Regions from separate parts of the Homo sapiens genome. Here region 1 is linked to region 2. The links are chromatin loops, found by intact Hi-C in ENCODE. Cell type or tissue: lower leg skin. All regions are shown on one strand. Links, peaks and the distances in the headings refer to the core of each region. The heading gives the core; the rest is flanking DNA. Region 1 overlaps SLC22A23 (solute carrier family 22 member 23). Region 2 overlaps SLC22A23 (solute carrier family 22 member 23).

The links. Peaks named below come from ENCODE experiments on the same cell type or tissue, not always from the same donor. Only the 100,000 strongest peaks of a DNase experiment are listed, where the experiment ranks them.
Region 1: it touches region 2 in a loop (1.9-fold over the local background); 2 of 110 quality-filtered maps call a loop at or near these places.

The regions. Positions count from the first base shown.
Region 1 is chr6:3,359,686-3,372,168 of GRCh38, forward strand. All of the region lies in intron 3 of SLC22A23 (solute carrier family 22 member 23), which reads right to left. Among named protein-coding and RNA genes, the nearest start is that of SLC22A23, 91 kb to the right of the region's middle. RefSeq lists enhancers at 4,579-5,079, 5,080-5,580, 10,814-11,334, 10,870-11,164 and a silencer at 10,870-11,164. In lower leg skin, for the core only: no CTCF peak of the experiment used is centred there; no DNase peak of the experiment used is centred there.
Region 2 is chr6:3,433,823-3,446,305 of GRCh38, forward strand. The region is part of intron 1 of SLC22A23 (solute carrier family 22 member 23); the gene reads right to left. Among named protein-coding and RNA genes, the nearest start is that of SLC22A23, 17 kb to the right of the region's middle. RefSeq lists an enhancer at 12,359-12,483. In lower leg skin, for the core only: no CTCF peak of the experiment used is centred there; DNase peaks (open chromatin) are centred at 1,859, 4,629, 5,289 and 7,809.

The DNA.
Region 1 (12,483 bases), core at 1,484-9,483, 73 kb before region 2:
ATGCCACTTTTGGGTATAACCCCCCAAAAGTGAAAGCAAGGACCTGAAATGATATTTGCACACCTATGTTCACGGCAGCATATTCACAACAGCCAAAAGGTGGGAGCAACGCAGGTGTCCATCAACAGATGAATGGATAAGAAAATGTGATCCATCCAGAGGATGAAATATAACTCAGCCTTAAAAAGGGAGGCCATATCCAACATATGCTATAGTATAAAGGAAGCATTTTTTCTTTTTTTCTTATTTTCACTTATTTTTGTCCTTAGAGGTCCTTGTTCTGAGGGAATCCTGAAGACATTATGCTAAGTGAAGTAAGCCAGTCACAAAAGGACAAATATTGCATGATCCACTTAAATAGGTTCTTAGGTAGGCAAATTCATAGAAACAGAAAGTAGAAGGGTGGCTGCTCGGGACTAAGGGATGGGAATGGGGAGTGTTTATTGGGGACAGAGTTTGTTTGGGAAGATGAAAAGACCTCTAGAGATGAAGGGTGGTGATGGCTGTGTAAAAATGTGAATTACTTAATGCCACTGAATGGTACAATTAAAAGTAGTTAAAATGGTAATTTTTATGCTATGTTTATTTTACCATGATAAAACAAACACCCCCCTCCAAATAAAACAACAACAAAAAAGGCAAGTCCGTAGTATTGGCCTTTGAGAGCTCTGACCTCAGCTGTGCCCCGCCCACCCATCCACCCAAGGATCCTTAAACTCAGGAGGATCAGAAAGGCTCAATCACCAGGAGGTGAGGTGAGTCACAGAGCTCACTGCATTGCCATTCTTGGGGGCATTTGTCTCATCTGCCTTAAAATACAGAACTGCATTCTCATAGTCGGGTTTCAGGCAACGGCTCAACCGTGGAGGGAGGTCACTTTGGGGCCTTTGCACACATCCGAGTCAACCTCAACAGTCTTAGTCCACACATCTCTGTATTTCCGGTCACTTATTGCTATGCTGACTGCTCATCTAAGCCCCAGATACTGTCCCAGTTATTTAGGAGACAAAGAGGCCCTCAAGCTGGCCTGAGCCCCCAAGGGGTCCTCAGTGATGTCGACACGACAGGTGTGCAGGCACCCCCATGCAGACGGGCCCCTCTGATGGAGACCTGCGTTCGGCCAGGCAGGCCCACAGCTGGCGTGGTCATCCAGGGCGGGAACGGGATTGGACGAAGCCTTCCCTCGGGCAAAGATGCTGGGGTGGGGAACAGGTGCAGCAGGAACAGAAGGTCAGAGCGTGGTACTGGGGTGACGAGAGGCGCTAGCGAACATCAGCAGCTGCGGGGAGCTCGAGGCAGCAGGGATGTCCAGGCCACAGAAGGTGTCCCACATTTTATATTCCTGTTGTTTGTATATTTTCTATTTCTACCCACCCCCCCCATTTTATGCCTGACCCCAAGTTAAACTGCTTAAGGACTTAAGACCCCAACCAGCTGTGACTTAGATCAGGGTTTCTCCCCCAAAGGAGCCTGCAGCAGTGTCACACAGAACACACCCCCTCAACTGTCTTTCTACTGAAAAAAAAGAGAGGGAAACGTGCTTCAATAAGAGGGACACAGGGACCCCCAAGCCCTGCCCTTTAGAGAAGCTTAAAGACTCCTACATCATTCTTTTTTTTTTTTTTTTTAAGGAATTGGGTCCCTTCCATCTGTGGCCATGACCGTTCATCCCACAGCCTGTCCTCCTCTCTTGAGAGCTGTCCTGGCTCAGGCTGTGGCTGGATTCTCAAGCAGCATCATGTGGCCAGGTTAGGAGCAGGATGTCACAGAGAGAGGGGTCCAAAGTTCAGCTGCTGGGAAAGGCCACAAAGACTGGGGTCCCAGGAGAACGGCGACCTGCCTATCAGTTCTATCTCTAAAACTCTGGGGTTCGACTCTCCAGACTTAGCTTCTGTTCCCAGCTTTACAGAGGACAAGGGGCTGGGCCCATGAGTCTCTCTGCATCAGCAACACCTCACTCTCAGTTGAATTCAGACTCGAAAGCCCAGTCTCAACACAGCAAGCCCCATGGGATCCAAGAAATACTGCTCCATGCGTCTGTTACCCAGTTGTCTTTTTGCTGAATCACATTGTGGGGGCAAGAAGAAACATGAGGCCATCTCAACAGATCGCAAAGGCCTCCACGGCTGGGACACCTGTCAAGCGGGAAACACGTGCCGGTTCTCACGCTACGACCTAGGGAGATGAAGACATGGTCCCTACCCCGAGGGATTTACAATCAGGCATGGAAAATACTCCAAATCCAACACCACACTGCCACATGCTGATGGTCATGCCAGAGTGCACACAAGGACTGTAGAAACATGGAGGAAACCTATCAGATCATTCTATACACCTTCCCTTCAGATTCATGTGCTTGTCAGCAAATTAAAGGCTCTGTGAGGTCCTCTAGGGAAAAATAAATTTTTTTTTTAAGCAAACTTTAAAAAAATTAGCGGCCAGGTGTGGTGGCTCACGCCTGTAATCCTAGGACTTTGAGAGGCCGAGGTGGGTGGATTGCCTGAGCTCAGGAGTTCGAGACCAGCCTGGGCAACATGGTGAAACCCCGTCTCTACTAAAATACAAAAAATTAGCTGGGCGTGGTAGCATGCGCCTGTAGTCCCAGCTACTCGGGAGCTGAGGCTGGAGAATCGCTTGAATCCGGGAGGCAGAAGTTGCAGTGAGCCGAGATCACACCACTGCACTCCAGGCTGGGCGACAGAGCGAGATTCCGTCTCACAAAAAAAAAAAATAAAATAAAAAATAAAAAATAAAAATTAGCATGCATTTTCATCAGGGATTGAAACACCCACCAAGGATACTGTTTCCTGAACCAAACAGTTGTTAACCAGGCAAAGGCCATGACCTTTCTGAGATCTCTTCATGGCCCTGGGCTCCATGGGATTGAGATTAATGAGCACAGCAAAGCCCCCCATCCCATCTCCTTAGCAAGGTAACAAAGGAATGGAACTCTGGGGCCAGGCAGAACCCCCAAGATGCCATCTACAAATCTGGCCTCTCCGTCTCTCCACTACACAGAGTGAGGATGGGAGAACCAGAGCCCAGCTCTCTCCATGGAGAAAGGCTGCAGGTCCCAGAAGCAGGTAGACCTCCAGGACCCAGGAGAGGAAGCATGAATGAAATGCAGACATTAAGGACCATCGAATAAAGATTTTGAGGGCAAGGGGAATGGGGTGGTGGGACAGGGGAATGTCCTGTGCCAGCTTTTGCCATGACCACCTCTTTGTTTCCATGTGCGCGTGAATGAAATATTAAATAGGCTTGGCCAATTAACAACCTTTAAACTCTGGACTGCTCAGAGCCCAAGGAAGAGAGTTTTGATCTGCATTCCCACTTGACCTGCTCAGCACTCGGTGGGACATCCCGCAGCCCACTGCCTGCAACTTCTGATGAGCATCAGAAATGGGCTCTCCGCTCAGCTGGGACATGAGGCATAGCACACTCAGGCAGGGGCATGTTTTTTGTGACTTATATCTTTGCCATTTTAAATTAACACAAAATACAAAAGCAGTTGGGTCTCCCCTCTACCAAAGTCAGTTTTCTTTTCCTGCAGCCCTGGCTGGCCCATCCTCACCAGGCGCAGCAGCAATGGGTGAGCTCCGGCAGCACAGCACATGTGTCACAGCAGGATTGAATGGTCAGCAATTGTCTGTAGGGCTCTGTCCCAGGGGCCAGGCCACCGCCAGAACAGGACCTAAGACAGGGCCCAGGCTTCCTCCTCGGGGGACTGTGACACCCCAGGACACAGGCTGAGGAGAGGCTGTGAGGGAGAAGGGGAGGGGATGGAAAAGAATGAGCAGGAATATGAGTCATGGTTTTGTCCCCGCCCATGGCCTGCTGCTCACCTTGATGTGACAGGCTGCTGCCTGCGGCTGGCCCTGGGCCCAGTGTGGGCACCTGGCAGTCACGCCCAAACTAGGATGTGGCACCTTCAGCACTAAGGTGCCTGCTTGCAATTCTCCAGAGGACAATGCCACCCCAAAAAGGGAAAAGCACAGCGTTCCAGCCTGGTCCTTCCTGGCTTCAACCGCTGCCACGTTCTGGAGAGAAAAAGGGGTATTTTTCTGGGGTGGTGGTGGGAGCTGCCTCCTTGGCCTCTGCTCAGCCATCTACTACATGGTTACTCCAGTGCCCCTGCCCCCATCCTGGTCCTCTCTTGGGCACTAGCTCTACATTCCAAAAGGAGACAGGACATGGGGCAGAGCCAGGGACTGGCTGACCCTCACAGGCATGAGTTTCCTCTGGGCATGGCAAAGGCATGAAGGACATTCGGGTGTAGTTGGGTGGGCCCCAAACGGTACTGACTTTATCTGACCTGGCCCATGGGCCCACACAACAGAAGGCTCTGGCATGGTCTGACATTTGTGCATCTCACCCAATAGAGCTTTTGCCTTCCCTCTCTCCTGGGGCACTTTCACGAACCTCTTTGGGATGAGTCAAAGGTAATAGAAAGCTCATTATCTGCACACAAATATGCAATATTGTATTGCTTGGAAATGAACACTAACTGTCCTTATGGTGCCACCAAACACTTGTACGGGGTTTCATGGCTTCTAAAACCTCTCCATGCAGGTGAGTGCATTCGATTTTCACGGCAACTAGGTAAGATGTAATAGGCACAATTCCCATGTTACACTTCAAGGAACCAACATCAGCTCTCTACAGTAAATTACTCAAAGTTACAGAGCTAAGAAGGTCTCAACTGTAGGACCTGAACCTTGGTTTTCTGACTCTAGGACAAAGATTTTTTATATTTGTTCCCTCCTTAAAAAAAAATTCATTCCCTTCTTTAAAAAAAAGTGAGGTCACACCATGTGATGAGGTCACACCTGGCCCAGATGCCCTGCTCACACCATGTGATGAGGTCACACAGGAGGCATCTAAATTCAACACAGAGGTGAGGGAGGGCATTGGGAAGTGATCCTATTGCTGTGTTTCCAGGGTCAGCGAGAGGTCTCACGCGTGCAGGGCACAGCTGGAGGGAGCAGTTCGCTCCCAGCTGAGGCAGCCACACAGGAGCAGGAGGCACCTGACAGGAGAAGCGCAGCATGGAGAGTGGCAGGAGATGAGCTACTGTTGTCCACCATCCGGGACGTGCAGGTTAAGACTTGGAATCTGGCCTGGGGACAGTCAGAGCAGCTGAGTGGACATGAAGCTGAAGAGTGAGGCATAGGTTTGGGTTTGGAAAGCTCACTCTGGCGGTGTGGTGGAGAGGGGGTAGGGGGACGGCAAAAAAGTGCAGAGGTCCCTGGAATGATCTGAGCCCCAGGGAGCCAAGGGGACATTAAAGGGCCGAGGGAATGAGGCACAGGTGTCTGCTGTATAGTTTATTAACCAATAAACTGCCCTATGGCTGGGCGCAGTGGCTCACGCCTGTAATCCCAACACTTTGGGAGGCCAAGGCAGGCAGATTACCTGAGGTCAGGAGTTGGAGATCAATCTGGTCAACATGGTGAAACCCCGTCTCTACTAAAAATACAAAAAAATTTAGCTGGGCATGGTGGCACGCACCTGTAGTCCCAGCTACCAGGGAGGCTGAGACAGGAGAATCACTTGAACCCGGGAGGTGGAGGTTGCAGTGAGCCAAGATCACGCCACTGCACTCCAGCCTGGGTGACAGAGCGAGATCCTGTCTCGAAAAAACAAACAAACAAACAAAATAAACCGCCCTAGCTCCAGACGGACATGACCTCTGTTCTTTGTTTAATTTGGGGAAACACAGGAGTAGACTACAGTGAAGCTGCTTTGACACAGAACAGAATTTCCTAAAATACTGGCTTGTAGATGCGGTTCAGGCAGGCACTTGGTCTGGCTGAGCCTGAGTGAGTGAGTGCTACCATTTAGGTGCTGGAGATGGAGCAGTGGGCGGACCTGATGCCCTTGCGTAGCACAGTCTCTATTTCATAGTGTTTCTGGCAAAGAGCTAACACTAAAGAAAGCAAATTAGACCTATAACTCTGGAAATGATCCTCTTGGATTTTCCAGGAGAATCCTACTAAAAAATATTTTTTTCTGTTGTTCCTATAGACAAGGGCTGAACCATATGTTCAGTCTTTTCTCCTAAAAATTTTAAAACATTTAAAAAACAGTCATCATGCCCTTAATGCATGCATCCTTAACCTTAAGTCTACTGGAAACAGCAGCAGCAGAAGGAAAAAGGAAAGCAGAAAACTTTATCTTCTGGCCGACATACTTTGCTAACCAAAGACTTGTTAGTTTCTTGTCTGTTCTTCACTTAATTTCTCTCTGGCTCCTTTAATTTGCCACAGTGATGATGCTGCATCGGAGTGTGCATGTCATCATGCACCAGCAGAAGACACAGTGGAAGGTCCATGGGTGTCAGCATCAGAAAGAGAAGGGTATGGCTGGGCGCGGTGGCTCACGCCTGTAATCCCAGCACTTTGGGAGGCCAAGGCAGGTGGATTACAAGGTCAGGAGATCGAGACCACCCTGGCTAACATGGTGAAACCCTGTCTCTACTAAAAATACAAAAAAAATTTAGCTGGGCATGGTGGCATGCACCTGTAGTCCCAGCTACTAGGAAGGCTGAGGCAGGAGAATTGCTTGAACCCGGGAGGTGGAAGTTGCAGTGAGCCGAGATCACACCACTGCACTCCAGCCTGGGTGACAGAGCAAGACTCTGTCTCAAAAAAAAAAAAAAAAAAAAAAAAAGAAAGAAAGAAAGAAAGAGAAGGGTATGAGGTATGATGTCACTACGTTAGGGCTGTGTAGTCTTGGTCCACCTTGTGAGCCATGGTATTCTCCTCTGTTAAATGGTGTTAATTATTTAACTCGCTGTGTTGTGGGGAGATGGGTTAATACAAGCTCAGTCCCTAGCACAGTTCCTGACTCAACAAATCACTTCTTCCTTTATTAGTATTATTACTACCAGTAGTATATGCAAACTAACTTTTCCTGAGTTATTGCTATTCAAGCTATCTCATGTGGACAATACTTCTATGCGATCTATGTAATTGCTGAAGTTCACAAAACTTCACAGACCACTCTCATAAGCTAAACATCAGTCCAAAATATCAGCCTCAGAGAGCGACTTAAAGCACAGAGCTTAATAATTCACCTCCCGACCTCATCCCCAGCAGAAGCCACCATGAACCTTGGACAGGCAGGATCCTAGCAATGGTGGGTAAGACCTAGTTCAAGCAAGTGACCTCTGTCTCCTACCCCATCCTCCACTCAAAATGAAAACTTAGTTGATATTTGTCAGTGTTACTCAACTCCCCTGGCAGAAATCATTTTCCTCCAGAAGGAAGGACAGGGGGGATTAACACCAGGTCTTAGGCAGTGAGCAGATGAACAAGAACTTACTTATATGCAAACATGGCAATCAATCATTGCAAGCACCCCACCAACTCCTGACGAGATGCCTTCTGTCTCCACTAAACATCTGCTAGCAAACCTTTAGAGGGAAGTGTGTGTGTATTTTAAAGGAAATGCGAAATGCTCTTTTCCCTGGAGCTTTCTGCTTCCCTGAGGTTATAACTGCATTAGTGGCAAGAGCATCAGTCTCATGGCCCAGAGAAGGTCAAAGTACATTTCCAAAACAGTCCAGAAATCAAATTTTTGAGGCAGGATAAAGGGTCAGTCTGGTTCAGTTAGTTGGGTATTCAAAGCCTATTCTTTGGCCATCATTGAAAACATCTCTGTCTTTTTGCTTGTGATTAACTGTGTAATGGGAAATGTCTATTCCAATATGCCATCATCTTGGGCGTTAGCAAGCTGGCTGTGACGGCACCTACAGGGTTGTTCTCCCATTGCCTTAGGAACAGGCTTCTGCAGTACCTGTATCTCATTCCTTGGCAGCCTGGTCGTGACTGAGATGCATCTGGGTCTCAGAGAGTGCATAGCAGGGGCCAGGCAGCTACTCTATGACTTTACAGTCCGGAGAGGAAAACACTCATGTTCCCATCACAGATGAGGAGCCTGAGGGACGTAAGTTAGGTTGCCCAAAGTCACACAGCTCATAGTGGTGGTAGAAGGGCTTACAGTGAATTCTAGGTGAGGTTTTCCAGTGGCTTCTATGTGGAAGAACTCCTAACTATTTGTTAGCACTTAAAGACTAGTCACATGAAATAAAAGAGGAACCAGCCTCCATCAATGCACCCAGTGACCCCAACTGGGACTCAAATCAGTAATAACATTTCCTTCTGCTTAGTACAGGGAAAAACCCCGACACTGGACTCTGTGCTTTTCTCACTGGGTCAAGTCTCATTTTCCTGAACACTGAGTCCTCTCTGCTGTCTCAGCCTCATTCAGAAATGTCCATCTCTCTGCGTCTTCACCAGCGGACCGAGAGACCCAGCACCCATCACTGGACTTGAGCAAGGTCAAGGTGACTGAAGGCAGAGAGCAAAGGAGGGTGGCCTTGGGCTGGGAAGTCACAACCACTCACTTCCCACCCTTTTGGACAAATGCTGCTTTCTGGAAACAGAAGGTTTATTTGAATCCTTGGTCCTACATGACAAAGGGCTTGATGGCATCTGCATCTTGGGGATACGTTCCCCTCTCCAGCCCCTCACACCCTGCTCTTCCACATGGTCCCAGTGCTGGCAAGGATGTAGGCCAGGCTTCCCCGCGAGGCCCTTGCACCCCATGCTCAACCCGAGCTGCTCCTTGGCCATGTAATTTTCAACCTGGGATCCATGAATGTGTTCAGGGATACGGGAGGCCTCTGTAACTTTATGTGAAACTCTATGCATGTGTGCATGTGTGTGTAAGAGATATGCGCTTTTCCAGGGGAAGGACCCGTAGCTGCCATCAAATTCTGGAAGGGGGTCTCTGACCCAAAAATATTCATAAGATTCAGAAGTACTGCCTTAGAAGGGGCTTTCGCTTCTGTCAAATTGGCCACATTTCAACATAAAGTGGGTCAGAGTGATGAAAAACTGAAAAAGTTAAGGATGGGCAATTTAATTTGTAAGATTTCAGGGAAATTAAAACAAATCCTCCAATGCAATAAGTTATGCACACACACACACAAATCCAATAGAATGGGGAATCATTAGCTGTGAAAGGGATGGGGGTGGGCAAGAACAGTATGAGTGAGGAAAGACAGCCAAGATTAGTAGAGATGCCAAACAGGAGAGGAAGTCCAATCAGGCCAGGCAGCGGCGTCCTCTTTCCAAGATGTGAGTTGCCAGGAAGGTGGGTTCGTTATGCAGCTTGTTTAGGCTGTGCACCAGTTCCTATTTTTACTTAAACCTATAAAAATGACTATATGGCAAGGAAGAACCCGCTGACACACCAGAATTGCTCAGAGTGATGAGCTAATTAAAATTCAATGGTCTTTCCCAGAGATGGCTCTATTTTTAACCTAATTCTGACTGTCACTATTGTGTGAGGTTTACTTTTTTTTTTTTTATGAAAATACTTTTTCCCTTCTTAATATTCTCATGAATAATTTAGCCCAGCTGATAATTCCTCTAGTCTTCTTCTAGCATTTCGTCTAAAGATGTGGTGACATTCCTGGGCAGAAGGGAACTGGTAAAAACCATGTGAATTCTTGTCCCCTGCTCGCCCAGTTAAATCTAAAGGGTTAAAAAAAATGGTGGCACAAAAAGGACTACAGCCTGAGCATTCTAAAGGTCACTCTAAAGGTCACCATCACCTCCTTATAATTTTTCTCCAACCCTTCAAGGTAGTAGTATCCACATCCACAAATGTTTTCTAAAAGTCCATGGATAACTGATTAGAAGTAATGGAATAGGCCGGGCACGGTGGCTCACACCTGTAATCCCAGCACTTCGGGAGGCCAAGGCGGGTGGATCACCTGAACTGAAGAGTTCGAGACCAGCCTGGCCAACATGGTGAAACCCCATCTCTACTAAAAATACAAAAATTAGCCGGGCGTGGTGGCGTGCACCTGTAATCCCAGCTACTTAGGAGGCTGAGGCAGGAGAATGGCTTCAATCTGGGAGGTGGAGGTTGCAGTGAGCCAAGATTGTGCCACTGCATGCCAGCCTGGGTGACAGAGTGAGACTCCATCTCAAAAAAAAAAAAAGTAATGGAATAAACAAATGTTTAGGTTCTTATTTATAGGGACCCTGGACTAGTCCATACAAGCATTTTAACCCAAAAACTGTTGAAATGCTTCATGCTTAGAATGTGTGTGCACACGCACATGTAAACATGGCTTCAGTTTTAGAAATGGTTTTCAATGAATCTCAAGCACGACTATTTTTTCTTGTGAAAATTTCCCTTACATTTAGGTATATCTCCACATTCAAGAGAAAAAATAATAAACAAAAACTCAGTATGCTGTAACCACAATTAAGATTTGTTGAGCATCACCCTTCTCTTTTTGGAGGAAGCGGCAAATTATAAGAAAATAGATCCAATTTTATCAGGATGACTATAAGAAAATCGGCTACAATAGACTTTGCTGAATTTCACTTTTTGGAATATACATTTCCATTAAAAAATTCCTGGTTGGGAATTTTTTTTCCCTAAATTTATTTTTTCCTTGGATTTTCTTTCAAAAAACAAAAAGAGGTTAGCCATACGTAGGAAGGCAAAAACCCTTTTAAGAATTATGCTTCTGTGGGAAATGACTGAAAGGGAAATTATTTAACAGTACAACTAAAATGCTTAAAACAAGCTTCAGAGAGCCTTGACTGTGGGTCTTTGAGGAATTGCGAGGCTCACCGGGGCAGTGGGGGTGCATGTGCCTTCCAACGGCAGGTGGCCCATGCCTGGCTCTCACTTTGTACGAAGCTTTCTCTGCACAGGTGTCGAAAGCAAGGCTCACTCGCACTGGAGACGAAGCCTCCAGGTGTGCTGCAACCTTGCAACCACAGATACACACACAGCCCTTGAGGCGGTGGCCAGGTGGCCTGCGGGGCAGCTCATGCCCAGCCCCTTCAGCATGCAGTGGTGGGAGCTCCTGGCTCCCCTCAGTGCCTCTCACCTGACTCAGGTCTGTGTGCCCAAGGCCAGCTCAAACTCCAAGTTGAGCAAGTCCTCACGATGACCTTCAGTGTGCCTACACCTGCTTCCCTTGCAAACATTTAATGCAGAGAAAACGTCAATTGTGGTTTGGCTTCAATAACTTGATTGATCTCTTAAAACCAATAGGACTTTCAAAGCCAGGACATCACGACTCACTTCTCTGCAGACCTGCAGCAGGGACTATTAAGTGTTCAATTTCCTGAAAACAGCTCCTACCTGAGATTTATTTACCACTCAGCTGCTCCCAGCAACGTGGCCTTGTTCTTTAGAATCACTTTATTTTACTTAATCTCCAAGAGATACCACAACACGAAAATGAACTTACTTGAAAAAGAGTCTTGGAGAGCCTCTGCACCTCACTTTCCTCTCCTCGAGCTGACGAGGATGTTATTTTGATGTTTATCTGGTGCCATGGTAACTTTCATGACTTGAGATTTACTTTTCAGACTTAGAGTGATTATGGAAAGTCATTTTAGCAAATAATTATTGAGTGCCTACCAAGTGTGGAAGATAAGATAAATAAGACGTTGCTTTCCTCAAATGGGCACAAGTCAGAGTGCCAAGGGCTAGGCTAGAAATCTGCAAACTTTTCCAGAAAGAAAGCCAAATGGCAAATATTTTAGGTGCTGCAGGCCACATGGCATCTGCTGCTAGAGAACAAAAGTCACCATAGAAAATATAAGTGAAGGGTTGCCAGGGCTGTGATCTAATAAAACTTTATTTGTGGACATTGAAATGGAAATTTCCTAAATTTTCATGTGTCACAAAACATTGAGCTTTTGATTTTTTTTCTCAACTGTTTAAAAATGTAAAAACCATTCATAGCTTGCAGGCGGCTATGAAAACAGGCAGCTGGCTTTGGCCAGTAGGCGGGGGCTTAGACTCCTGGATGGACCCTCAGGCCTGCCCCTTACCAGCTCTATGGGTGGAGGGGAATTGCCTGAACTTCCTGAACCTCAGTTTTCTCATTTGTAAAATGGGGATAAAAATCTTTGTCTTGTGGGTTCTAAGAATTAGATACTGAAACACAGAAAACACCAAATGAATGTTAGCTAATCTCCTTCCTTGATGATGATAACCACATTGATAAAGCAGTAACAACTAACCCTCCTGAACATTTATTTCCTGCCAGGCACTGTGTTAAGTGCTACCTACTTTTTACAGTATATTATCTAACCTAAGATGCCATCGATTTTAAGATGCACCATTATTGAATGTACCACCAAGAAAGAAAAAGCTGCGAGTTAACCTCTGACACAGCATCGATTGTAAGATCCTGATTCACAAATGCTCAAGAGTATGTGTGTTTTGGAGGATGCATCTTAGAATCAATACAATATGGTATCTTCTTTAATCCCACGACCATCCCAGGAGGTATGTACTCTCATCATCCCTAATTTACAGATGAGGAAACTGAGGAACAGTTCCTAGCCCATGCTTAAACAGCTAGAAGCATCCGTGCTGAGGCCATGAACCTGGGCAACCTAGTCCAGGATCTGAGCTCTGCCTCGAGGGCAC
Region 2 (12,483 bases), core at 749-8,748:
TAGGCAAAACCATGCTATGGGGATAGATATTAACGCAGCGGTTGCCTAAGGGGTGGGCTGACTGGAGAATTCACTAGGGTGAAGGAAATACCTTAATTTAGGGGGTGGTTGATGGGCATATATACAAGTCAAAACCTACTAAGCTATACACTTAACATCTGTCCATTTTACTATGTGGTCATTATGCCTCCACTTTAAAAAATCTGTGAAAGCTGGGTACAGTGGCTCACCCCTGTAATCCCAGCACTTTGGGAGGCCGAGGCGATGGATCACCTGGGGTCAGGAGTTCGAGACCAGCCTGACCAACATGGTGAAACCCCATCTCTACTAAAAATACAAAATTAGCCAGGTGTGGTGGTGCATGCCTGTAATCCCAGCTACCTGGGAGGCTGAGGCAGGAGAATCACTTGAACCCGGGATGCGGAGATTGCAGTGAGCTGAGATCACGCCACTGTACTCCACCCTGGGCGACAGAGCGAAACTCTGTAAATAAATAAATAAATAAATAAAGAGCTGGGTGCGGTGGCTTATGCCTGCAATCCTAGCACTTTGGGAGGGCGGGTGGATCACAAGGTCAGGAGATCGAGACCAGCCTGGCCAACATGGTGAAATCCCATATCTACTAAAAATACAAAAATAAGCGGGGCATGGTGGTACCCGCCTGTAGTCCCAGCTACTCAGGAGGCTGAGGCAGGAGAATCGCTTGAATCTGGGAGGTGGAGGTTGCAGCAAGCAGAGATCGCGCCACTGCACTCCAGCCTGGGCAACAGAGCAAGACTCCATCTCAAAAAAAAAAAAATCTGTGAAATTATTTAAAATGGGTCCAAAGACAGGGCAGAAATATCTGATGGATTGCGAGGAGCATCAATTTTTTGTTCCTCCAACAGCACAAGGTCAGGCAGCAGAACGGAGGAGACGCGAGGGGTGTGGCCAATCCACCAACGGAATAACCGCAATGCCTGGATCAACCTCCAGGAGAGGGGGCATTTGATCGTATCCTCCCTTGTGCTTAGGAAATAGATCTCTAGGCCAAGAACTCAGAAAAGAGATGTGAAAGTTTCCCACAGATGCTATGTCAAGGCCTGAGGTTCTTAGCAGGTGTGCTTATGGGCTGCCTGTCAGTTCCAAACAGGAGTCTGACTGTCACTATATCAAAGGCAAGAAAAACAGCCCCAACCCATCCACACTGCTCCATAGAAACCTGGGCGGAGAACCCAGGCAACAAGGGTGCTGGAAGCGGCTGCTGGGAGTGAAGGACCCATGCTGGAAGTCCCCTACCCAGAGGGGCAGTGTGCAGGGGCTGGGATTCAGGCTGCTGGGGTCCAAATCTCAGCTCCAGCAGGTGGCTTAGCTTAGCTATAAGCCACAGAGAAGCCAACTTCTCAGGGGGCTGTCAGGATTCAGCCACGGCATCTGTAAAACACTCAGCCCAGCCAACCTGCAGCAATGAACTCTTCCTCCCCTCCCTTCCCTCTCCCTTCCTCATCTCTTCCTCCTGTTTCTCCCCACTTCCCCTCTCTTCCACCATCCCTGCTCCCCTTCCCCTCTCCGTCTCCCTTTTCCCCCTTTCCTTTCCCTCCTCCTCCCCTATGATGGGGACCCACACTCCCACCCCTGTTCCCAGCTACCTCTCCTGCAGTGGTGGGACCTGCCCTTCCCTCTAGTACCTGCAGCCTTCTGTCACCACCTGGATTGTGAACACGGCAGCCAACTCCTATGGAAGTTCTGGCAGCTGCCCTCACTTGCACATCTGATTTACAACAGACAGACTGGACGGAAAGCCCACTTACTGCAGAAGTGACATGAGAACACACTCAGCCCATGCTCCAGAGATGCGACTGCCTCCCTTCTCCCTGAAGGGACCCTGGGCAGGTTGAAGTGTGTCCACCCTGCCCCTAACAAGATATGCTGGAATCCAAACCCCAGAACCTCAAAATGTGACCCTGTTTGGAAATAGGGTTTTTACAGAGATGATTAAAGTTAAAGTAAGGTCTCTAGGGCGGGCCCTAATCCAAGGTGACTGGTGTCCTTACAAGGAGAGATGAGGACACAGACACACACAGAGGGAGGACCACGTGGGGACAGAGGGAGAAGACGCCATCTGCAAGCCAAGGAGAGAGAACTCAGGAGAAACTGACCCTGCCCACACCTGGATCTAGGACCTCCAACTTCCAAACCTGTAACAGAATACATTTCTGTGGTATTTGTTACACAGCCCAGCAAGCTAATACAGCGTGAGAATGAAGCCAGGGCAGAGGATGACCTAGAAGAGAACTAGAAAGAACTGGAGATTGCAGCCCGTCCTGTCTCTGGACTTCCAGAAATGTCATCTATACTTTTTTTTTTTGAGACGGAGTCTCAATCTGGAGTGCAATGGTGTGATATCGGCTCACTGCAATCTTTGCCTCCCAGGTTCGATTCTCCTGCCTCAGCCTCCCGGGTAGCTGGGATTACAGGTGCCCGCCACCACGTCCAGCTATTTTTTGTATTCTTAGTAGAGATGGTGTTTCACTATGTTGGTCAGGCTGGTCTCAAACTCCTGACCTCAGGTGACCCGCCCACCTTGGCCTCCCAAAGTGCTGGGATTACAGGCGTAAGCCACTGTGCCCGGGCCCTTCTGTATTTTTTTAAAGCAAGTTTGATGCAGGGTTTTCTGCTACTTGCAGCATCCTGACTGACCCCTCAAGCTTTCAAACTCTTCGCAGTCTTGTGCCATTCTCTCCTCCTAACTGAAATAAGTGTCTTCTCCCGCTCCTTCCCGTTACAGGGCGCACATCCCAGGGATTCCCAACTCTCTCTTCCCTATCTCCATGCACCGTGCACCGCTCTGCCAGGCTATTTTGGCCCCGCCTCTGTCTCCTGGGACCACCTGTTCTCCAAGCACACTCACAGATCCATCCTCCCTGTCTCCTGCAGCTCCCAGCACAGTGCTGTGCACAAAGTATCAGCTCAATAAACATCTGAATGTTAACACACTGCTCAGGACATGCCTGGTGCAGTATTTTCCCCACATAATTTTGAACTATAAGACTAGACCACTGTGTTTGCTATATAGATTCAAACAGATCGCAAAAGAAAGGCTGCTGTGTGTCGTTGCTTCCCCGTACTCAAGGAGAAAATGCCTTCTGAAGACTTAAAAACTTCTTTTCAGTAAGATGATCCATACATCCTCAGTCTGTAAATTGCCTGGTAACCTTCTGCTGTCAAAGGTCATTTCAGCTTCGCAAAAACTGCTGTTAAAAATGAGATTCATCATCAAAGTTGCCGTTGGCTTTCCTCACCACCCTCCCATTGGTCACTTATCTAAGACTCTGCCCCAAAAGAACTATAGTTATAAACGATGAACAACAAGAAGGCAAACGAGAAATGAATTAAACAGTGAAACCATTTGCTTATACTTAAACCACATTATCAGCAAACACATAAAACCAAAAAAAAACCCCAAAACAAAACAAAACCACACACATCAAAATTCCCTCATAGTCTTGACAATATCCACTTTTGACAAGTTGTTTCTTATGGGACTTCCCAGAAAAATATTACAAATAAGTCTTCTTTTAAAATGAAATAATAGGCCAGGCGCGGTGGCTCACGCCTGTAATCCCAGCACTTTGGGAGGCCGAGGTGGGCGGATCATGAGGTCACGAGATGGAGACCACCCTGGCTAACACAGTGAAACCCCGTCTCTACTAAAAACAAAAAAAAATTAAAAAAAAATTAGTCAGGTGTGGTGGCAGGCGCCTGTAGTCCCAGGTACTCGGGAGGCTGAGGCAGGAGAATGGCGTGAACCCAGGAGGCGGAGCTTGCAGAGAGCTGAGATCGTGCCACTGCACTCCAGCCTGGGTGACAGAGCGAGACTCCGTCTCAAAAAATAAATAAATAAATAATAATAATTTTAAAAACCCACTCTGGAACTTACTAGATTTTTTTTTTTTTTTTTTTGAGACAGAGTTTTGCTCTTGTTGCCCAGGCTGGAATGCAGTGGCACCATCTTGGCTCACTGCAACCTCTGCCTCCCAGGTTCAAATGATTCTCCTGCCTCAGCCTCCCAAGTAGCTGGGACTACAGGCATGTGCCACCACACCCAGCTAATTTTTTCGTGAAGATTTTGATGACTCCAGAAAATAGAATTCCAGAAACCGGTAAGCCCCAGACAGGCTCCTGTGGGAACCCATCACCTTCTTGCATTTCACTCCCTCTAGCCAGATGGGCTCCAATCGAACATCTTTGTTGCCTGCTTGAAAGTAGCTCTGAGAGTCAGACATGGGCCCCTGCCAGGACACCCAGCTAAGTCTCCCCTGCCACCACCATTGACAGCCGTGTGCTAGAGGCACCAAGAACATCAAGAACACTCCAAAAGGAAGACAACGCTACCAAGTCCAGGGCCAAGAGAGTGAGACAAGGCAGACAGTGCTGCGATCATGTAAGCAGGACCCATCCTGCTGGGGAAGGGGTCACTCTGGATACCCAAGGGGGCCCCGGCCAGCAGTCCAGCTAATACCTAGCACACTCACTTTCGGAGCCGGCAAAGCCACGAGGTGCCTGCCTTGGCACAGGTAGCAGATGTTTCACTGGGACTAGATGATCCATCAGGCTTGCTGCCTGGGCCCCTGGCGGGAACCAGCCTGATCTATTACTCAGCAAACGTAAACAGTGCTTACGTTCAGCTCCGGCCTCCAGCGCTTGGTGTCTGTGTCCCACGGGAGAGCTCCAGTTTCCTGCTGCTGACAACACTATAAAACCACCGTAATAGGAATTAATTATGGAAAAGGCTAGTTTGAATTAGAGACATTTTGAAAATAAGTACCTTTTACTTCCAAACAAACGTTTCCTTTTCTAGTAATTAACCGTTATTCTAAGTAGAGGTTCAAAGGACCTACTTCAAGGAGTGACTTGGTCATTAGCAACATTCATTCCTGTATAAATATACTATGGCCCTTTTCCCAAACATGCTTTCCTAGGTGGGCTAAACGTGCCTGCTGCCTGCTGAGCTTTGTTTATTCCATAACGAGCTCAGCAAACCCTTTCTTCACAGAGGGCAGGGAACCGTGGCTGCCTTGTGGGAATTCCCAGCAGGATGAAACACCCTCAGCCTGAACACCCATGTGTCCCGTACTGTGGGTTAAAGAGCAGAGGTCCCACTGTCCCACCCCACAGGCTTGGCCATCTGTTGGGTGTGGTCAGGAAATACAATGAGTGTTTTTATTAGTCTAGACCGGGGTTTCTCAAACTTGCCGTATTTGGGGCCGGATCTGACCGGGGTTTCTCAAACTTGCCGTATTTGGGGCCGGATCTGGGGCCGGATCATCCCTTGTGGTGTGGACAGTCCTGTGCCCTGTAGGATGTTTAGCAGTACCCCTGCCTCTACCCACCAGGCGCCAGTAGCACCCTCCCCCCATGCCCCCAAAGGTGTGACAACAACGACAAAAATGTCTCCAGACATTGCCGAATGTTCTCTGGGAGCAAAATCATACCCCGTGGAAAGTGTCCAGAGAACTTCTTTTAAACGATGGATGCTGGGGTCCTACAGGCATTTCTGAAAGTTCCCCAGGGTGACTCTAAGTGCACCGGAGCCACTGCGGCCCTGGACGAAGATGGGCCCGTTCCACGTGAAGAAAAGGCTCTGTGACCTACCTAAAGTTCTGAACAGCAGTGGTTTAAAGACATAATCAACTCCAGAGCCCAGTATGATCCACCCAAGTTTGATTAGTTGCCATTTCAGATAAGCTACATAACTCTTCTTAATCTTCAATAGCTCACTGAAATGTGACTTTAGGTTTGAGCCAACTTACGAATCTGTCCTCTTTTATTCTTGTCATCTTAGAATTAAGCCATCCAACCTCACTCAAATGAGAGCAAAACCCTTTCGCCACCTCCTTACTGGCACCATGCAGGAAGTGTTTACAGAGTACCTGCTAGGCCCAGGGGCTGAGGATATATATTCAGGCCAGGACAGCAGGGGTGGGAAACGGGAAGGGAGGAAGAGGGAGCCAAGAAGGTCTGAAGGAGGCAACAGGATGGAGGGGTGGACTCTGGGCTGAAAGAAGAGCATGGGGGAACACAGCATTGTTTGGGAAATAAACAAATCGGTGGGTGGAGCTCTGGGGTCCCTGTGGGGATGATGGGGATGGAGGCAGGAGAGGCAGGCAGAGACCGTGAAACCTACCACCCAGGCCCAACTTCACCTTAAAGGTCATGGAGAGCCACGGAGGATTTGAAGCAAGGGAGTGATAAAGAGCCACTCAGCTAGGGTCCAAGGACCAAAACACTGGGATTTAGGGAAAAGGCACAGATAAGATCAGGTACCACAAGAGAGGGCCAGTCCAGCAGGTTGGGGAATGCACAGGCCTAGGGCTTCAGGGAACTATCCCGGGTGCAGATACAGATCAGAGCTGCCCTGCTCAGGGTCCATGCTGGAGCTCTGCTGTCATGAGCTGTACTGTCCCCTCAAAGCTCCAGCGTTGAAGCTGTAACCCCCAGGACCTCAGAATGTGACTGTGTTTCAAGAGTGGGCTTTTAAAGAGGGTAGTAAGGTCAAATGCAGCTATTAGGGTGGGTCCTGATCCAATTCGACTGGGGTCCCTATAAGAAGAGGAGATGAGTGGCCGGGTGCGGTGGCTCATGCCTGTAATCCCAGCACTTTGGGAGGCCGAGGCAGGTGGATCATGAGGTCAGGAGTTCGAGACCAGCCTGGCCAAGATGGTGAAACCCCATCTCTACTAAAAAATACAAAAATTAGCTGGGCACGGTGGCGGGCGCCTGTAATCCCAGCTACTCGGGAGGCTGAGGCAGGAGAATAGTTTGAACCCAGGAGGTGGAGGTTGCAGTGAGCTGAGATCACACCACTGCACTCTAGCCTGGGCAACAGAGCAAGACTCCGTCTCAGAAAAAAAAAAAAAAAGAAGAGGAGATGAGGACGCAGACACACACAGAGGGAAGACTGTGTGAGGACACGAAGACAGCCATGTAACAAGCCAAGGAGAGAGGCCTCAGGAGAAACCAATCCTGCTGAACCTTGGTCTTGGACTTCCAGCCTCCAGAACTGTAAGGAAATACATCTCTGCAGTTGAAGCTGCCCGTCTGTGGTATTCTGCAGCCCTAGAAACTCACCCAGGGAGGTCAACTGAAATTCCTGAGCAGTTGTGTGGGGTCCGGCATCAGGCAAGCCTGACAGCCTCTGTAGTGGAGAGACCACATGGTGCTGGGCTGGGGCCTGTAGGAGGCAGGAGCACTGGGCACTGGGCAGAGAAGGTGCTTGGCAGGAGCTCAGACATGTCGAGAGGGAGAGGGCTGTGGCCCCCAGGTAGGACCATGGGGCCTACCACAGTTTTGTGATGGGGGCTCGTTCAGGTGGTTTTCAAGAGGCATTGAGTAACATGGGTGTGTCCTGGAGGTACAGCGCCTCAGGGGCTGGCTTGAGGGGCTGTGGACAGACCCTTTGGGTGGACACGAGCCCTTCTCTCCTGGATCTCTCCCATCAAGTCCTAAAATCTCGTTCTTCCATCATTTCCTTACTTACAAAGTTCAGGAGACTCATTGTCTACTGGGGGAAAAAAATCAAGCTATGCCGAAGGCTGACTCTATGGCTTTGTAGGGGGGCCTTGCAGGGTCAGGACCCATGCCCTCCTCTAGGCCACGTCCTCTCTGCACTCTGCACATGTCCCTTCCCCACCTTCATCAGCTCCTCACAGAAGAGGTCCTCTCTCAATCCTTTCAACTGCTCAAACCCAAGCCCTCCTTGGGGATAGCTCAGATGCCACAGCCCCCTGGGCTTCCCTGCCCACTGACGGAAGCGACTCCTCTGCGCCCCTGCACCTTGTCCTGTTCTTGGGCCAAGGCACCTCACAGTGCACTGCACCTGCCCTCCTGGGATGTGCTCGGTTCACCCCCCACCCTCAGCTCCCATTCCCTGCCCCGCTCATCCTGTGCCGCATGCCAGGGATATTCAATTTCCCAACCGTCTCCGGCTACATGAGGAGCTCCCTTCTCCAGGGCAGACACGATCTTCTACCCATCTGTGACACCAGCCCAGGGCAGATGTTCTGAGAGGAAGACAGGGACACCACGCAAGCAGCTGCAGCACTGCCTCTGAAGGGGAGGGCACGGGAGGGATGGAGGGATTGTCCGGAACTGTCTTCAAGAAGGAGGGCATCACCCAAGTTCCCAGCCGCACATGCACCATAGCCAAGGGGTAGAGGCGACCCAAGTGTCTGCCGATGGGTGAACAAACAAACAGAATGTGGTGCAGGCACACAATGGCGTATTCCTCAGTCTAAGGCAGGCAGGAAACGCTCACACACGCTACCACATGGATGAGCCTTGAAGACATCACGCTGAGCGACATGAGCCAGTCACAAAAGGACAAATGCTCTATTTATATGAGGTACCCGGAGTAAGCAAATTCAAAGAGGCAGAAGGTAGCGTGGGGTTGCCAGAGGAGGGGAATGGGGAGCTGGGGTTTCATGGGGACAGTTTCAGTTTGGGAAGATGGAATTGTTCTGGAGATGGATGATGGTGCCAGCTGCACAACAATGAGGATGCACCTAAAGCCACAGAACTGTACACTGAAAAATGGCTAAAATAGTACATTTTATAATTTATAGTTTTACCACAATTACAAATAAAGACAAGTTTTAAAAAGAGTAGGACAAAGACTATCCGCTTACTGCAGACGCTAAAGTATATCCATCTGAGAACAGTGGAGTTCCTCAACACATAGCAATCAAGGGCGCCCAATTTGTAAAGCATCTTGTAAACACATGCAAAAGGCAGCTTTTCATCTAATCTGGGAGGAAACACTCCATAGTGCAAATTACGATGCTAAGTACATAACCCGTCCATAATACAATATGACCACTGGGATGCTTGTGGCTGTTTTAAGCCAGCATTATCTCCCTTGCACCTATTTTTAAAATGATTCTAAGAAATAAAGCACGACTGTTAGCTAGTTGAATTAAATTACATAAAGGATTGACCCTCCTCCCCACTTTATTTAAAAAAAAAAAACACCTGATAAACACTTAACTAGCATTCCTACGACTTAACATCCTTAACCACACATCTCTGTGACTCAGCTCTTTGGTTCTCTGTTCAGATAAGTAAAGCAACTGTCTCAACTTTGAGAGAGCGGCATTTTCAAATGGAAGACTGCTCCCTGGCTCCTTCATGCCATTGCACACCTTGAGCTAACCAAACATCCCAAACAAAATTGCTCAGGGCTCTGTAAAGCTGTTCCCTGGGAAAAGTAGGCCCTCAAAAAGTGTGTTTTGCTTTTTACCAAAAGAAATCTAGAAAAAGACATGAAGTACAATGGAGGAGAGGCAGAGAAGTTACTGAGAAACAAGGAAGACAGACTGGGAAAGGCTTGGGGAAACCCTTGCCTAGCTCTGCAGTGGTGACAACACACTTTGTCAACAAGGGACTCTGCATTTTTATTTTCCACGGGGACCTGCGAATTATGTAGCTGGCCCTGACTAGAAGAAATGTTTGGAAAGCAGGAGACTGGCCCTGTGTGAAGGCAGGGGTGGGAGTGACAATTGGCAACACTGTGTTGGTGACTGTCCAACGGCTCCTTCCAAGATCCCTGGGTGATCTGGAGCTAATATCTAAGGCCATGTTTAATTATTCCTAGAAGAGAAGCCTCAGGAGGTATGTTCCTGCTAATTCCACACTCAGCTCAAGTAGCCAGCAGGTGAGTTACATCCTGAGTCTCTGGGAGGGAAAAGAATACTTTGTTTAAAGCATTTAGTGGTTAAATCATCAATACTCAATTACCCTCAATTAATTGCCAGAAACATCTGCCTATAACCCCTTCCACCCCAGCTTGAAGAACAGCCGGAACCATATCCTGTCACACCGTTTGAAGGAGTCCCCAGCCCTGCGTAACCTCACTCCCTGCTCCAAAACCTCCTTTCCCTCACCCCAATCCATGCTGGGAATCAGATTTGCACCCAGGAAGCTGGAGTTGGACAGAGAGATGCTGACCTCTGTGTTGGCCGTTGCTTGACCAGGGATCACATGAGCAAAAGCATCAGGCGAAGCCAGTTTGAAGTGGGAACCGAGCTCACTTCTGGAGAATGGGATGAGAAGATATAGCTTCTGAGTGTCCTAAAAGACACTCCCCACCCCACTTTGTGATCTCAGATCCCACCTTCCACCTGCTGCCCTGCATCTTTCCAAGAAATTCCTTTTATATTTTGTTAATGTAATTTAAATTTGTTTTAGTTACTTGTAGCCAAAAGAGACCGAAGAGAGGTCTGACAGGATACAATACCATGCAGATGCCATGGGTGGGCGCGTGCTGGCGGTATCCTCTCACAGCAATGGTTTATTTTAGAGGAATCCACTTCATGCACTCAACAGCCCCTGCCCTTTCCCAGACAAATAGGTCCCTGTCAATCTCTAAATCACTTGTGTGGAGGGAGATCTGCTCATCAATAGTGACACAAAGAACAAAACAACTAAACCCCAGCCTGCAGAAGATTAAGGTTTCTACAATACTGAGGTCAAAGTCCATGGCATCCCATAAAATCTCAGCTGCAAGTGGGAAGGGGCCCCAGCCCTTTCTCCAGTTTTCAACTTGCCCCTACGTTTGCTCTCTGAGCTCTGCTGCTATGAGCTCAAAGTCACCAACAACTCGTCTCTCAAATTCCACTCTCTCTGAGCCATATGTTCACGCAGCACACCCAAGCCAGGCTTTCAAACACATGCAGCTCATCTTCCACTCAATGGCATAAACTCAGATTTCTGGCCTGAGAACTCCAGGAGGCAGTGAAGCGCCAGGCAGAGCCCCACTCTCCCGGCCTTGGCTAACCAGGCCTTGGCTACCCAGGAAGGTCCCCTGGCTTTCTGATCCCGGCCTCTCTCTGAGCCCTGTGGCCCGGTGACCTGTTTTGTTTTCAGGTTGGAACTTAGACACATAAACCCTGTAGAGGGTGCTTTTTGGTGGGGCTCCTCCCATCACCCTGGATGCAGGCTTCCTGTCTGAAGGGCATACCTGGCTCCGAACATCATCGGTTTCTGGGTGAAGGCGGCAGACACCTGGCAGCGCCCAAGGAATAAATCGCCCTTCCAGGTGTGGCCTTCAGCTCCTCCCCCCTCAAAGTGCTTCTCAGACGACTCATCCCGGTCGTCCTCACCCCACCAAGGGGAGGAAGGAAGGCACCTGAGGCTTCCAGGGTGGGGGCTGTTTGCCAGGTACGTGGGGGTGGGGCACGCTTCCCAGTGTTCTGCGTCTGTCCTCACAATGGCCCTCAAGGTCAGGCAGCACTGACCGCATTCTACCATTGAGGAAACAGGTGCAGTAATGCTCTGGGAGAGAGACCCATGACAAGTGGCAGAGTTGGGGCTGCAAGCCAGGCCTGCCACTCTTGCCCCCCTTTATTTTTTTTTTTTGAGACAGAGTCTCACTGTGTCCCCCAGGCTGGAGTGCAATGGCGCCATCTTGGCTCACTGCAACTTCCGCCTCCCAGGTTCAAGCAATTGTCCTGCCTCAGCCTCCTGAGTAGCTGGGATTACAGGCACGCACCACCATACCCAGCTAATTTTTGTATTTTTAGTAGAGACCAGGGTTTCACCATGTTGGCCAGCTGGTCTCAAAACTCCTGACCTCAGGGGATCCACCTGCCTCGGCCTCCCGAAGTGCTGGGATTACAGGCATGAGCCACTGTGCCCGGCCACTCTTGCCCTTTTCATGACATCAAGTTCAGATGAGTTCAGACATTTATGGTGTTAACCTCATAAAGTCAAAGAGCTTCAGGAGGGGAGAGAGACGGGCATCCTTCCAACCAGGGTCCAGTGAGGGCTTGGATAAGGGGACAGCTGGTTGCCGTCCTTCAGATGGAGACTGAGCTGACCTGAGGGATGAGCAGGAACCAAGGGGCTGAAGGAAGGAGGGAAGGGGCTCGAGCAAGTGGAATAGCATGAGCAAGGCACAAGGCAGTGAGAGAGACCGGGCTGGGAACTATTAATATATACAAGATGCCCCCTACAACAAGGAGGGGTGGCAGGGGAGGAGAGGAAAGACATGTGGGGCTCAGGGCTGAGGGCACCCTTGATGGGTGCTGCAGTGATGGGGAGCCATGGAAGGCTTCAAGCAGGGAAGTGATGTGGGCAGGTTTCCATCTTATTTTCTGTCTCTCGGGCCTGTGGTGTTAAAAGCAGCAAGACAAGATGGGGGCCTGGCTAGCCGGGACTAAGAAGACAGAGAGTAGAGAAATCTGCCCAGAGAGGTGTTCTGCGGAAGTCCACCCATGCAAAGCCACAGCTGAACTGTCCAGAAACCCAAACATACAGCAACCACCATTCTCAAGCACAACGGGAGGGTCACCTCTGAAAGGCCAGCGCCAGGGAGAAGTCACAAAGGGTGGGAGCCCCTGCCAGCCCTTCCCAGCCCCTCTCCCATGGTAAGGGCCACTCTGGGGCAGAGGATAAGGAGAACTGAATTCAAACCCTAATAGGTTGGTGGCTTTGGACAAGCCAATG